Linked DNA regions of Homo sapiens: region 1 is linked to region 2. A link is an interaction called in ENCODE POLR2A ChIA-PET data of the cell type or tissue named here. Cell type or tissue: OCI-LY7. All regions are shown on one strand. Links, peaks and the distances in the headings refer to the core of each region. The heading gives the core; the rest is flanking DNA.

Region 1 (7,411 bases), core at 1,471-6,470, 64 kb before region 2:
ACAGGAATGGGAACATCATACCCTGGGGACTGTTGTGGGGTGGGGGGAGGGGGGAGGGATAGCATTGGGAGATATACCTAATGCTAGATGATGAGTTAGTAGGTGCAGGGCACCAGCATGGCACATGTATACATATGTAACTAACCTGCACATTGTGCACATGTACCCTAAAACTTAAAGTATAATAATAAATAAATAAATAAGTAAAAATAAAAATATGCCTTCACCACAAAGAAAAAAAAAAAAAAGAAAAGCCTTTTTGAAAAGCCATTCAAGAGCCATCTCCTGCCCCAGGGTGTTAGAGCACAATACAGGTCAGCACAACATGCTTAGCCTTACAACAGGAAGGTGGACTTTCTGGTTCCTCAGATCTGACATTTAATCATTGTGACCACCTCAGGGTCTAAATGGAGACCGAAAATTTGGGTTGGTGCCTTTCTGTGCCTTTGGGCCAATAAAGACAATGGGATTAAACCTCCTATTTCACAAATTCTCCAGAGATACTGAGATTATGTGTATACTCTTTCACATTCTCCAGTTAGCAAACCTGGCTGCAATGATGTGACCACACTTGCCTGAGCAGCATCTGTGAAATATACAAATGAAATGTATCAACCACCTAATGAGGACAGAAGGCCCCTTCCAGCCTCCCCCTTCTCCTAAGAGAGTAAGGAGCACGTTCCAGGCTGTTTTGTTTTTTCTTTTAGCCAGAAGCCACTGAGCCATGCTCCTAATTAGGAAAGTAAAATGCCCTAACCAAGATACTAGAAATCAGAATGGTTACAGTGAATATAGCTTTTCAGATTCTATATTTGCCAAATGAATATTTCAGGGAAAGGGGAAAATAAGGTTAACCATAGGAAATAATGATAGAAAGACTATATTTAAGTAACTTTTCATACAATAATGTGCTTCCTTTAAAATAATAAAATTTTTTGCTTGTTTTTACTTCAACACTATTACCTATTAACTTGACTTCATCCAGGTTTTTAAGCACTTTATTAGAATGCGGTTTAGCATAAATATTAATAAAGCTGGAAAAAGACCAAATGAATTAAAATGTATTCCCTGAACTGGGCTATATAAAGACACATATTATTACAAAAGTTACTTTTCACCTATTATGGTAGGGACCTATTTTATCATATCTTCCAGACAATAAAAGCCAATGGTCAAAACAAAGCAAAATAGAAACACATGAGGTCTCTCCAGTTCTTTAGATTTGAGCCTGAGTTTAAAATCCTAGAGAGAAGTAGCAACCACAAACTTTCAGTTACCCATGCTGCTGCCTGGCCAAGTAAAACTCCACTGCATGTGCCTTTTGACTCCAGCAATTCTTTCCCACATCTGTTCAAGCTGAGCAATGCATCTTCACATTTCATACTTACTTCTATGTCATTATTTCATCAGTTTCTGTAGAATGTATACTGAAATAAATCGTAAGTGACTACTGTTTAGACTTCAACTCCTTAGAGGACAGGAGCGCCTGCACTTAGTAAAGACAATAGTAATAACAGCACCTAGATTGCTAATAAGTTGTATTAAATATTTAACTGTATGTATAATTTTCTTTAAATGTTAAAATTAATAATATTAATATTTGGCTGGGTGCAGTGGCTCACACCTGTAATCCCAGCACTTTGAGAGGCTGAGGCAGGAGGATCACTTGAGCTCAGGAATTTGAGACCAGCCTGGGCAACATGACGAAACTCCGTCTCTACAAAAAACTATCAAATTAGCTGGGTGTGGTGGCACACACCTGTAGTCCCAACTGCTTGGAAGGCTGAGGCGGGAGGATTACTTGAGCCCAAGAGGTGGAGGTTGCAGTGAGTAGGATCATGCCACTGTATTCCAGCCTGCACAACAGACCCTGAATCAATAATAATAATAATAATATGTATTAAGCACTATTGTGTTCCAAGGCTGGCATTAAGTGCCTTTCTGACATTTATTTCTTTCATTTTCATGAACCTGAAATAGGCACACTTTTCTCATGTTGAAGCTGAAGAAATGATTGCGGAGCAGTGATACAGCTAGTAAATGGCAGGATTTGAACCCAGGATGCCTGACCACATGGTCTGTAGTTTTAGCAATTCACAATACTGCCTCCTGGAATAAGTCCCTTAACAAATGGTCTTCAAAATTACTGACAAAATTAAAAATCCTGATAAGTAAAAAGTAAAAGTTTGCAGCTGTAAATTTTCGTAAACATTTGACACTTAGAGAAAGCTGATGTATTTTTAGTCTAATTTGACTGCCTTTATATGAAAGATTATTTCAAGATACTTCACAGTTCAGGAAAGTAAGATGAAAGGAAATCAAGATAACATACCTGGAGTAGAGCTCCATTTAGACCAGGGCAATCCAGCCTGTCAGACTCCATCATGCCACACTTGACCAGATGCCCAGAAGGACCTCTGTGGTGAATCCCCAGATAGGAATCCTCAGTGCTTGGCAGTCAGGTCAAATCATTATTCTATTGGCTAATCAGACAGACTGCCAGGATTGCTGATTTCAGCCTCTTAATAACTGCCGCTATGGTGCTGGAGACACTACCTAGGATAGAAGTGATGTGTCTTTGTCATTCCTGGACAAGCTCTGAGATAAATAACCAGGAAGACTTCAAACCAAACATGGTACTGTCTTATGCTGCCACCCTAAAGACCCCAGATCACATACTATTGTCATCCTAACATCAGAAGGGTTGACTTAGTGCCGTTCTGTGTACTTGACCCATAAATTGCAGGTTTCAATTGCCTGTATTGTTCCTCTGAAATATTAGTGGCCTGGGAATAAGTTGTAGTTGCAGAATGATGAGCCAGGTTGGGAAGTTATGACTTTCAGTGGCACTATGAGTATGATCTGAGGACTCCAGACAGCAGATCATTGTTAGTGCCTTTGTTCTCTGACACCAAAACTGAGGCATGTGAAGTTTCTAGGACAAGGCTTTATAGAACCAAGAACAATGTCATCTGTCCCTATATTCATATCACTGGATTCTCTGAGAATGCTCACAGAGTAAATGTGGGAAGAATAGGAAGCCTATTAGACGAAATATCTAATAACAGTGGAGAGATGCTTACATGATTGGAATATGGCAGTCATTGAAAATGAATGGCACAAGAGTACATAGTCAAATGCAAAAGTGTTGATGATGCTTGCTAAGTGGGGGAAAAGCACATGAAAATCTGCAGACTACATGATCCCATATTAATAAATGAAAATATGTAAGAGGAGGCAAGGATCATCATGGTGGACGGGAGGCAGGACTGGATTGCAGCTCCACACAGAGCAGCATGCAGAGACTCGCATTATGAATTTTAGCTCCAGATCGACTGCAAGAACAAACCAGAAATCCCGAGAGGACCCACAGACCCTCTGAAGGAAGCGGACTGCTCCTGCAGGACTCGGGAGACATCCCAAGTACTATGAGTGCCCCAACTGCGGTAGTGGGAAAGGGAGACCCTCCTCTCCCAAACACACACCCCTACTGGAGAAACTAAAGGTCTGTTTGCAGGAGAAGCTTCAGACCTTACCTGGAGCAGAGTCAATTTAGAGAGCCTAGCGAAATACAGGGGTAGAGGAAGCAGCAGAAAGGCCTTGGGAGCTCGCTGGGTCCCCAAACAGGCCCTTCCTGCTGGGCACCACAAGGATCCGTCGAGAGGGCAGCCGGAGGAGCAGGAGGTAAAACTCCACAGAAAGAAAGAAATCTCTAGCTGAACTGTATAACAATTTGAATGGGGCGAGAAGCCTCCTGGCCAGAACTCAGGGGAGGGCGCAAATCCAGTGTGCAGACTCCACAGGCAGGAAAAGAACCAAGCCTTGTTCTTTCCCAGCTGGGAGGCAGGTAGCCTGGGGCAGGTTTTCAAGCCTGGCTTGCCCTCTGCCTGGAAACAGACTGGGGGCTGTTAGGGGGCACAGTGGGAGTGTGACTGGCCCTTTGGTTTGCATGAGAGCTGGGCAAAGCCTGTGACTGCCGGCTTTGCCCCACTTCCCTGACAACCTGCATGACTCAGCAGAGACAGCCATAATCCTCTTAGGTAGACAACTCCAATGACCTGGGAATCTCACCCCCATCCCCCACAGCAGCTGCAGCAACACCTGCCCAAGGAGAGTCTGAGTTCAGACACGCCTCCCACTGCCCCCACCTGATGCTCCTTCCCTACCCACCCTGGTAGCTGAAGACAAAGAGCATATAATCTTGGGAGTTCTAGGGCCCCACCCACCACCAGTTCCTCTCCATACTACCACAGCTGGTGCTCTCTGGAAAGCGCCACCTCCTGGCAGAAGTCCAAGCAGCACAAAAACAAAGCATTAAACCACCAAAGCTAAGAACCGTCACAGAGTCCATTGCACCCCCCAACCACCTCCACCAGAACAGGTGCTGGTATCCACGTCTGGAAGGCCCATAGACGATTCATATCACAGGACTCTGTGCAGACAACACCCAGTACCAGCCTGTAGTCAGGTAGACTTACTTACGGAGTGGCTAGACCCAGAAGAGAGACAATATTCACTGCATTTTGGCTTGCAGGAAGCCACATGCTTAGGAAAAGCGGGGAGTACTACATCAAGGGAACATCCTGTGGGACAAAAGAATCTGAACAACAGCCTTCAGCCCTAGATCTTCCCTCTGACAGAGCCTTCCCAAATGAGAAGGAACCAGAAAAGTAATCCTGGTAATATGACAAAACAAGGCTCTTTAACACCGCGCCCCCACCCCCCCGCAACAACAAAATCACACTTGTTCACCAGCAATGGATCCAAACCAAGAAGAAATCCCTGATTTACCTGAAAAAGCATTCAGGAGGTTAACTAGGGAGGCACCAGAGAAAGGCAAAGCTCAATGCAAGGAAATCAAAAAACAATAAAAGAAGTGAGAGGAGAAATATTCAAGGAAATAGCTTAAACAAAAAAACAAAAAACAAAAATCAGGAAACATTGGATACAATTATAGAATGCAAAATGCTCTGGAAAGTGTCACCAATAGAATTGAACAAGTAGAAGAAAAATTCAGAGCTCAAAAACAAGGTCTTTGAATTAACCCAATCCAACAAAGTCAAAGAAAAAAGAAAAAGAAAATATGAACAAAGTCTCCAAGAAGTCTGGGATTATGTTAAATGACCAAACCTAAGAATAATCCGTGTTCCTGAGGAAGAAGAGAATTCTAAAAGCTTGGAAACCATGTTTGGGAGAAAAATCGAGGAAAACTTCCCTGCCTTGCTAGAGACCTAGACACCCAAATACAAGAAGCAAAGAACTCCTGGAAATTGATCGCAGAAAGATCGTCACCTAGGCACATTGTCATCAGGTTACCTAAAGAGAAGACAAAGGAAAGAATGTTAAGAAATGTGAGACAGAAGCACCAGGTAACCTATAAAGGAAAACCTATCAGAATAACAGCAGATTTCTCAGCAGAAACCCTACAAGCTAGAAGGGATTGGGGCCCTATCTTCAGCCTCCTCAAACAAAACAATTATCAGCCAAGGATTTTGTATCTAGCGAAACTAAGCATCATATATGAAGGAAAGATAGATAGTCTTTTTCAGACAAACAAATGATAGAATTCACCACTACCAAGCCACCACTACCAGAACTGCTAAAAGAAGCTCTGTTTCTTGAAACAAATCCTGTAAACACATCAAAACAGAACCTCTTTAAACCATAAATCACACAGGACCTATAAAACAAAAATATAATTTAAAAAGCAAAAACAAAAAAAAGTACACAGGCAACAAACAGCACAATAAATGCAACGGTGCCTCACATTTCAATACTAACATTGAATGTAAATGGCCTAAATCCTCCACTTAAAAGATACAGAACCACAGAATGGATAAGAACTCACCAACTAACCATCTGCTGTCTTCAGGAGACTCACGTAGCCCATAAGGACTCACATAAAGTAAAGGTGTGGAAAAAGGCGTTTCATGCAAATGGACACCAAAAATGAGCAGGACTAGCTATTCTTATATCAGACAAAACAAACATTAAAGCAACAGCAGTTAAAAGAGACAAAGAGAGACACTATATAAGGGTAAAAGCCTTGTCCAACAGCAAAATATCACAATCCTAAACATATATGCACCTATTACTGGAGCTCCCAGATTTATAAAACAATTACTAGTAGACCTAAGAAATGAGATAGACAGCAACACAATAATCATGGGGGATTTCAATACTCCACTGACAGCACTAGACAGGTCATCAAGACAGAAAGTCAGCAAAGAAACAATGGATTTAAACTATACCTTGGAACAAAAACAACATTTCATCCAACAACCACAGAATACACATTCTATTCAATGGCACATGGAACTTTCTCCAAGATAGGTCATATGATAGGCCATACAACAAGTCTCAATAAACTTAAGAAAGTTGAAATTATATCAAGCACTCTCTCAGACCACAGAGGAATAAAACTGGAAATCAACTCCAAAAGGAACCTTCAAAACTGTGCAAATACATGGAAATTAAATAACCTGCTCCTGAATGAGCACTGAGTCAAAAATGAAATCAAGACAGAAATTTAAAAATTCTTCAGACTGAATGACAATAATGACACAACCTACCAAAGCCTCTGGAATACAGCAAAAACGGTGCTAAGAGGAAAGTTCATAGCCCTAAACGCCTACACATCAAAAAGACTGAAAGAGCACAAACTGACATTCTAAGGTCACACCTCAAGGAACTAGAGAAACAAGAACAAACCAAACCCAAACCCATCAGAAGAAAGGAAATAACCACATTCAGAGCAGAACTAAGTGAAATTGAAACAAACAAACAAAAAATACAAAAAATAAATGAAACAAAAAGCTGGTTCTTTCAAAAGATAAAATTGATAGACTATTAACAAGATTAACCAAGAAAAGAAGAGAGAAAATCCAGATAACCTCACTAAGAAACAAAACAGGACATAATACAACTGACACCACCGAAATACAAAAGATTATTCAAGGCTACTATGAACACCTTTGCATACATGAACTAGAAAACCTAGAAGAGATGGATAAATTCCTGGAAAAATACAACCCTCCTAGCTTAAATCAGGAAGAATTAGATACCCTGAACAGAACAATAACAAGCAGCGAAATTAAAATGGTAATTTAAATATTACCAACAAAAAAAAGGTCCAGGACCAAATAGATTCCGAGCAGAATTCTACCAGACATTCAAAACAGAATTGGTACCAATCCTTTTGACACTATTGCACAAGATATAGACAGAAGGAACCCTCCCTAATTCATTCTGTGAAGCGAGCATCACCCTAATACCAAAACCAGGAACGGACATAACCAAAAAAAGAAAACTACAGACCTATATCCTTCATGAACATAGATTCTAAAATCCTTAACAAAATACTAGCTAACCAAATCCAACAATATATCAAAAAAGATAATCCGCCATGATC
Region 2 (7,411 bases), core at 1,457-6,456:
TAAGTTGTCTAAGGTCTAGGTAGAGGTGAAGCTAGGATTAGACCCCAGGTGGTCTTGGTGTCAGAACCAAAGCCTGAAGGCACTGTGCTAACCAAACCTGAGCTTGGTATAGGGGCTGATATCAAACCTAACTTCAGGGAGGCTGTGGACTGAGCAGACATCTGTCCACACCCTGCAAATCTCTCTTGACTGAGTACCAAGCTTGAGCACCTTGAAGCTGCTTGCCTGAGCAGTGATAGGCTGTTGGGAAAGGAGATGGGGGGCGGGATGAAGTGCCGGGGAGGAAGGACAACATCGACCCCCAGCTTTGAAGAACGGGATGCATTTCACACACAGCTCCAGAAAATCAGATCTATCTTCCTTCCAAGATCCGTTTTCCCCTCACTAAGCACACTTAAAGAGGAGAAAATAAATTCTGCCCATCGAAAAAGGGCACGCTGTAATGAAAAACAACCTTAAAGACACTTCAGCACATGAAGTCTTCGAGCTACATCACTGACAATGGTTTACAAGTTTATTTTCAATTTGAGGTTATGCTGAGCAGACATTTTGCTCCGCGCGGCAGTAATTCAGGCGCCGCGCTGCAGCGTCATCTGCTGAGCCCCCATCTGTACAGGAGTGTCTTGTCACAAACGATCAGGTGCAGATTGATCCAGACACATCATCCGCAAAATGGCCAGACAAGAAAGCTTTCAAAATTATTTTCCTCACCGTTTTTGCTAAGTACACAATTCTAAGAAAGTAGATTTCTTGGCAAATACTTTTTTCTCCCTGCAGAAGAGACCACTTTGAGCAGAGCAAAGAAAGTATGAGCTTCTAGTTCATGTTTAACTTCCAGACCTGGCATTTGCTAATTGACAAGTTATGTAAACCCTCTGAACTTGACTTTCTCATTTAGAACATGGGAAGAATACCTCATTTATAAAATGAGGCTGTGGGCAAAATTAAAGGAGATAATAGCCATTATCTTCTTATGTTTCAAAAAAAGAGAGGATATTTTGGTTCACTATTATGTCTCCAGCACTTACATAGCAAAGGCACATAGTACTTGCTTAATAAATAGGGCTGAATGAATAAATGTGTGAATAACACTACCTATGGAAACATATTTAGGGACGTATTTCTTCCTAATTATTTATCTATTTCCTATCACTTCCTAATTATTTCTTCCAAAGGAAAAAAACTAGTTATCCTTCTCGGCTCCTGTTCGTTTCTAAGATGACAGTTTTCCATGATTATTGCAGGTCTGTTTTCCTAGGAATTTCTTCAAATGTTTTGGTTTGGGTGTTTTGTTTCCCACATCCTGTGCCTTTTGCTTTATTAGTTTATTTCCTTGTCTTATAATAAATCATCTTCCTTGAGTTCCCTAAAAAGAACACATTGAAGCTAAATTCTTTCAGTAGTTTCATGTCTAAACATGTCTTTATTCTAGCCTGCTATTGATACACAATTGGATCATAATTACTTGTAATTACATAAGAGAATTCTAGGCTGAAAACTTTTCCCTTTGGAATTTTAAAAGCAATTTTCCATGACTTTCTATAAGCTAGTATTTCTTATTATAGAAAATTTGGAAATTGTGGAAAATCATAAGAAAGAAGATTAAAAGCATCAGTAAGTTTACCACCCGGAGACAATCCTATTAACATTGTAGTATATACTCCTCCAGGACACACAACACACACACATCATATTGTATATGTAATTTTACATCGTGATTTGCTTAATTTCTTATCATGCTATTTTCATGTCATTACATATAACTGAGTTACTTTCAAGGTCCTTCTCAACCCTAAGGATCGAAGATTCCATGAGTTGTTAAAGAGAGATTGTGACATATGGATGGTTTCGGTAAAAGCAGCAGATAGTTTAGGAGTTGGTTTCATTGACACAAACATGAAATAGAATTGTGGCAAAGGAAGGTAAGGTTAACTACCTGCCAAGTGCTTTTCATTTAGGGATATGGAAGGTTCTCAGAGAATCAAAGACATATTACAGATGAGGCTCAATAAATCACCTGAGTATAAACTATAGTCAGGAAAACACATTAGATTTTGAGAAAAGGACACACCTGGAACCCCTGGAAAAAAGTCATTGTGTTCAACCTTTAAAAAGAAAGAGGGCCACTTATAAGCAAAGTATTCAAGGTCCTGAATGGGAAATAGGTAATCAGTGCCAGTTTCAAACATTTCCAATTAAAGATGACAAGTGATAAGAGAAATGGCTACCCAGCTAAACACAGAGCCTTTGGTGCTGTATAAGCACATAGCCTAAGTGAGCTTCAGAAAGAAATGAAGAAGAGGAAGGTAAAGGAAAATAGAGCAATTAGCTAGGAATGGAAAGTGGTATGCAGCGATGATGGCTCCAGCTGAGGACAAAAATAAGAAGCACTTAGACAAACCTATCTTGGTGGTGCTGACTTCCTGTTATGGTCCTGGTACCAATTCACCCTCCTCAACCTTCTATTGCAATAACAATGAAAGGCTATAATGAGTTACAAAGTTGTGTCAGCACTGAAAATTAGAAATACTTATCAACATTTTGACACTCTGGAAGGAATTTCTACTAGACAAATCCCAGGTGAGGTCAAGTAGTGGAAATGACAGTGGAAAACAAATACTTTACCAGGTGAGATAGAAGAGTAGCTGCAAATTGAAGAAAGAGAGAAAGAGAGGAAAGGATGGGGAAGGAGGGAAGGAGGGAAGGAGGGGAGGATAAGGGAAGGAGAGAGACTGCTTCCTTATCTTTATCCAAATTTAGTTCCAAAAATGAATCAACAGATTTCTAGAGAGACTAGCTGGAGTTTAATTATTTTGTTCCCGGTCATCTCTTCAGCCCACAGCCATGGTATCCTACTACTGCTATAACAAATTACCAAAATGTAGCAACTTAGAATAGTACAGATGTATTATATTATCTTCCAGTTTTGTAGGTCAGAAGTCCTGACTTCTGGGTACTGGATCTTACTGGGCTAAAATTAAGGTGTTGGCAGGTCTGCATCCCTTCTGGGGACCAGTGCAGGATCAATCTCCTTGCCTTTTCCAGCTTCTAAAGGCCACCTGCATTCCACGGATCACAGTCCCCTTCCTTCGTGTTCAAAGACAGCAACAGGCCAGGCATGGTGGCTCACACCTGTAATCCCAGCACTTTGGGAGGCCAAAGTGGATGATCACTTGAGGTCAGGAGTTTGAGACCAGCGTGGCGAACACAGGGAAGCCCCATCTCCACTTAAAAAAAATACAAAATCAGCCGGGCGTAGTGGCACACATCTGTAGTCCCAGCTACTAAGGAGATTGAGGCACAAGAATCACTTGTACCCAGGATATGGAGGTTGCAGTGAGCCGAGATCGCACCACAGCACTCCAGCCTGAGTAACAGAGTGAGACGCCATCTCAAAAAAAAAAAAAAAGCAACAGTAGGTTGACTTCTGTTAAAGCAAACTAAATATGGCCTGAGAAGGACTCCCTACCTCTATATTTGAGTCCTTGCAGATGAATCATAACCTAGTTTAATAGGCAGACAACACTGAAAACCTAATTTAGGAGTATGCACCTGTAACAATGGCTGAGTCTTGGCCAATCCCAGCGGTCATACTTCAACCATTCATAGATTGCTGAGTATTCAAAATGTGTTCAAATAAGGCAAACACCAACCTGTAACCAATCCGGGGGTTTCTGCACCTGACTGCCGTTTTCTGTACATTACTTCCCTTTTTTTGTCTGTAAATTTGTTCTGACCACGAGGCATCCCCGGAGTCTCTCTGAATCTGCTGTAATTCTGGGGGCTGCTGGATGCACGAATCATTCATTGCTCAGTCTCCCTTAAATTTAATTCAGCTGCAGACTCAATTAGTCTCCTTTAAATTTAATTCAGCTGCAGTTTTTCTTTAAACACTTCTCACATTGCATCACTCTGGCCTCCTCTTCCACCTTCCTCTTCCACTTTAAAGAGCCCTCATGATTATTGTGGGCCCATCAGATAATCCAGAATAACCTCCTTGTCTTAAAGTTAACTGATTAGCAATCTTTACCTGCTACCTTCATTTCCCTTTGCCATGTAAAATAACATACAGTATTCACAAGTCCAGGATATTAGGGTCAGGATATCTTTGAAGAGGGGGCCGTCATTATTCTGCCTACTGCAGACATTAAACAGGTTTTATCAGTAAAAAGAAACATCTTGAATTCTGGGTATGGAAGCTCCAAAAAGCATCTCCTCACTATCAGATACACAGCCTCTCTCACTGGGAAGTGGGAGATTGATTACTGGGAACATAAACAACAGAACCATCTACTCATGGATTTGATTTGTTGCTTTGTTTTAAATGAATTACTAATCTATTCTTATAGTTGGAAAATAGAATACAACTACTATTGGCATATTCTTGTGCATACTGTACAGTTTATGCATATTTGGGTACACGATTACAAATATATCTATATTTTATAAATAGATTTTATATGCTTACAGAAATGTTACGTTCACAGCAAAATTGAACTTAAGGTATAGAGATTTCCCATAAACCTCCTGCCCCACCCATGCATAGCTTCCCCCATTATCGCATCTTTCATGAGAGTGGTACATTTGTTACAATTGATGAACCTACATTGACACATTATATTCACCCAAAGTCTATGGTTTACATTAGGATTCACTCATGGTGTCCTGCATTCTATGGATATTGATGAAAATATATGGACATGCATGCAATGCAAAAATACAGTGTCATACAGAGTAGTTTTACTACCCTAAAAATACTCTGTTCTCTGCCAGTTTTTCCCTCCCTACTCCCCAGTACCTGCCAACTAGTGATTTTTTACTCTCACCATAGTTTTGCCTTTTTTGGGAATGTCATGTAGTTGGAATAATATCATATGTGGGCTTTCAGATGGGCTTCTTTCACATAGCAATATGCATTTCAGTTTCCTCCATGTCTTTTCATGGCTTGATAGCTGACTTTTTTTAGTGCTGAATAATATTCAATTGCTTGGATGCATCACAGTAGATTTATTCACCTACTGATGGACATCTTGGTTTCTTCCAAGTTCTGGCAATTGTGAATGAAACTGCTGTAATTGTCCATGCGCATGTTTTTGTGTGGACGTAAATTTTCCACTCTTTTGGGTAAATACTAAGGAGTACAATGGCCGAATCTTATGGTAAGAGTATATTTAGTTTTGTAAGAAACCACCAAACTGTCTTCCAAAGTGGCTCTACAATTTTTCCTTCCCACTAGCAGTGAACAAGAGTTCCTGTTGCTCCACATCCTTGACAGCATTTGGTGTTGACAGTGTTCTGGATTTTAGCCATTCTAATAGGTGCATAGCGGTATCTCGTTGTTTTAACTTCATTTCCCCGATGACAGATGATATGGAGCATCTTTTCATCTGCTTTACTGCCATCTGTAAATCTTCTTTGGTGAAATAATTCTTAAGGTCTTTGGCCCATTTTTAAATCTTGTTGGTGTTCTTATTGTTGAGTTTGGTTTTCTGTGTATTCTTTGTTGTTGTTGTTTTTGTTTGTTTGTTTGTTTGTTTGTTTCTGGGGTCTTGCTCTCTGTTGCCCAGGCTGGAGTGCAGTGGTGCCATCTCAGCTCACTGCAACCTCAGCTTCCTGGGCTCAAGCGGCTGTCCTACCTCTGCCTCCCAAGTAGCTGGGACTACTACTTGCACCACCACACCAGGCTAACTTTTGTATTTTTAGTACAGACAGGGTTTCCGCATGTTGGCCAGGCTGGCCTTGAACTCCTGGGCTCATGCAATCAGCCCACCTGACCTCCCAAAGTACTGGAATTACAGGCATGAGCCACTGTGCCTGCCTTTATCGTTGTTTTAAGAGTTCTTTGTATATTTTGGATAATAGTCCTATATTTGATATGTCTTTTCCAAGTATTTTCTGTCATTCTATGGCTCATGTTTTCATTCTCATGACAGTGTCTTTTCCAAAGCATAAATACTTAATTTTAAGTAAGACCAGCTTATTAATTCTTTTTTTCACGGATTGTGCCTTTAATGTTGCAACTAGAGAGTCATCACCAAATCCGGGGTCCTTTAGATTTTCCCATGTTATCTTCTAAGAGTTTTACGGTTTGGGTCTAGATTCTTTTTTTTTTTTTTTGCATGTAGATGTCAATTGTTCCAGCACCAGCTGAAAATTTTATAGCCCATTTTTGACTCCTAAATTTGCATACTCTGTACCATAATTTTTACTGTGGTAAAAAAAAATGCATCAAATTTAAGTTAAGTATTTCTAAGTGTACAGTTCAGTAGTGTTAAGTATATTCACATTGTTGTATAACCAGTCTCCAGAATGTTTTCATCTTATAAAACTGAAACTCTATCCATTAAACAACAACTTCCTATTCCCCCTCCCCTCAGACCTAGGACACCATCATTCTACTTTATATTTTTATGAATTTGACTATTCTAGTGCCTTATATAAGTGGAATCATACAGTATTTGTCTTTTTGTGACTGGCATCTTTCATTTGGCATAATGTCCTCAAGGTTCATCCATGGTGTAGCATGTCAGGATTTCCTTCCTTTTTAAGGCTGACTAATATTCTACTGCATGTTTATACCACATTTAATTCATTCACTCATCCAGCAATGGACACTGGGGTTGCTTCCATCTCTTGACTATTGTGCATAGTGCTGCTGTTAATATGGACATATAACATACTGATGCTTTCATCTCATCAAGGTTATAATGTGGAGATTTTTCAATATGATGGGCAGAGAGCTTTTTGGTTTTCTTTTTTAAAAATATCGTCATCGTATTTTTTTTGTAGTTGATGGGCCACTATATAGTTGACTAATCCCATGCTAAATATATCTATGCTCTTTTTACTTAGCAGTTTTTGAAGGGAGAAAATTTGTATCCCCCCTAAATCTATTCATTTCCAAGTTTTCTAAGGAGAAATAAACAGTAAGAGATTCTCAGATATTTTAACTGAACTCTGATAAAATTAGATGCATATTCGTGTTGATCTAGAAAGAAATAAAAATACTGAATTCAAGGTTGTAGAAGTCTTGATAGCATTGAAAGTGTTTAAACAAAAGATTACATAAATATAGTTGTCATAACAAGGCTACATAACTAAACATATTTCAAAAATAGAAGTTGAAGGAGAAAATCTAATATCAGTTAATAATGATTTGAAAATGATCTGAATGAAAGAGTTCAGATTTTATAACAAACACTAGAATGTGTTAGAAAAAAAATTAGAGGAAATAAAGATTTGCTAGAGTCTTTAGCCTGTGTAAAAAAGAGTCAAAAGTCTTTATCCTTTTCTTGTTTTTGACAATTCAAGAAATATCAGTCAAAACATGTTTGACATAAAGATTACTACTAACAGAATTTAAAAGTATATGTATACATCACAAGTAATCAAAGAAAAATGATGTCTCTCT

Evidence for each region. ChIA-PET counts read pairs that join two places held together with the same protein. Peaks named below come from ENCODE experiments on the same cell type or tissue, not always from the same donor. Only the 100,000 strongest peaks of a DNase experiment are listed, where the experiment ranks them.
Region 1: POLR2A ChIA-PET joins it to region 2 with 15 read pairs; 3 of 35 experiments call an interaction of 5 or more read pairs at or near these places.

The regions. Positions count from the first base shown.
Region 1 is chr2:167,840,990-167,848,400 of GRCh38, forward strand. The region is part of intron 4 of B3GALT1 (beta-1,3-galactosyltransferase 1); the gene reads left to right. The region is part of intron 4 of B3GALT1-AS1 (B3GALT1 antisense RNA 1); the gene reads right to left. Among named protein-coding and RNA genes, the nearest start is that of B3GALT1-AS1, 96 kb to the right of the region's middle. RefSeq lists an enhancer at 3,158-4,125. In OCI-LY7, for the core only: a CTCF peak has its summit at 4,293 (motif pointing left); no DNase peak of the experiment used is centred there.
Region 2 is chr2:167,905,328-167,912,738 of GRCh38, forward strand. The region is part of intron 1 of B3GALT1-AS1 (B3GALT1 antisense RNA 1); the gene reads right to left. Among named protein-coding and RNA genes, the nearest start is that of B3GALT1-AS1, 32 kb to the right of the region's middle. In OCI-LY7, for the core only: no CTCF peak of the experiment used is centred there; a DNase peak (open chromatin) is centred at 3,674.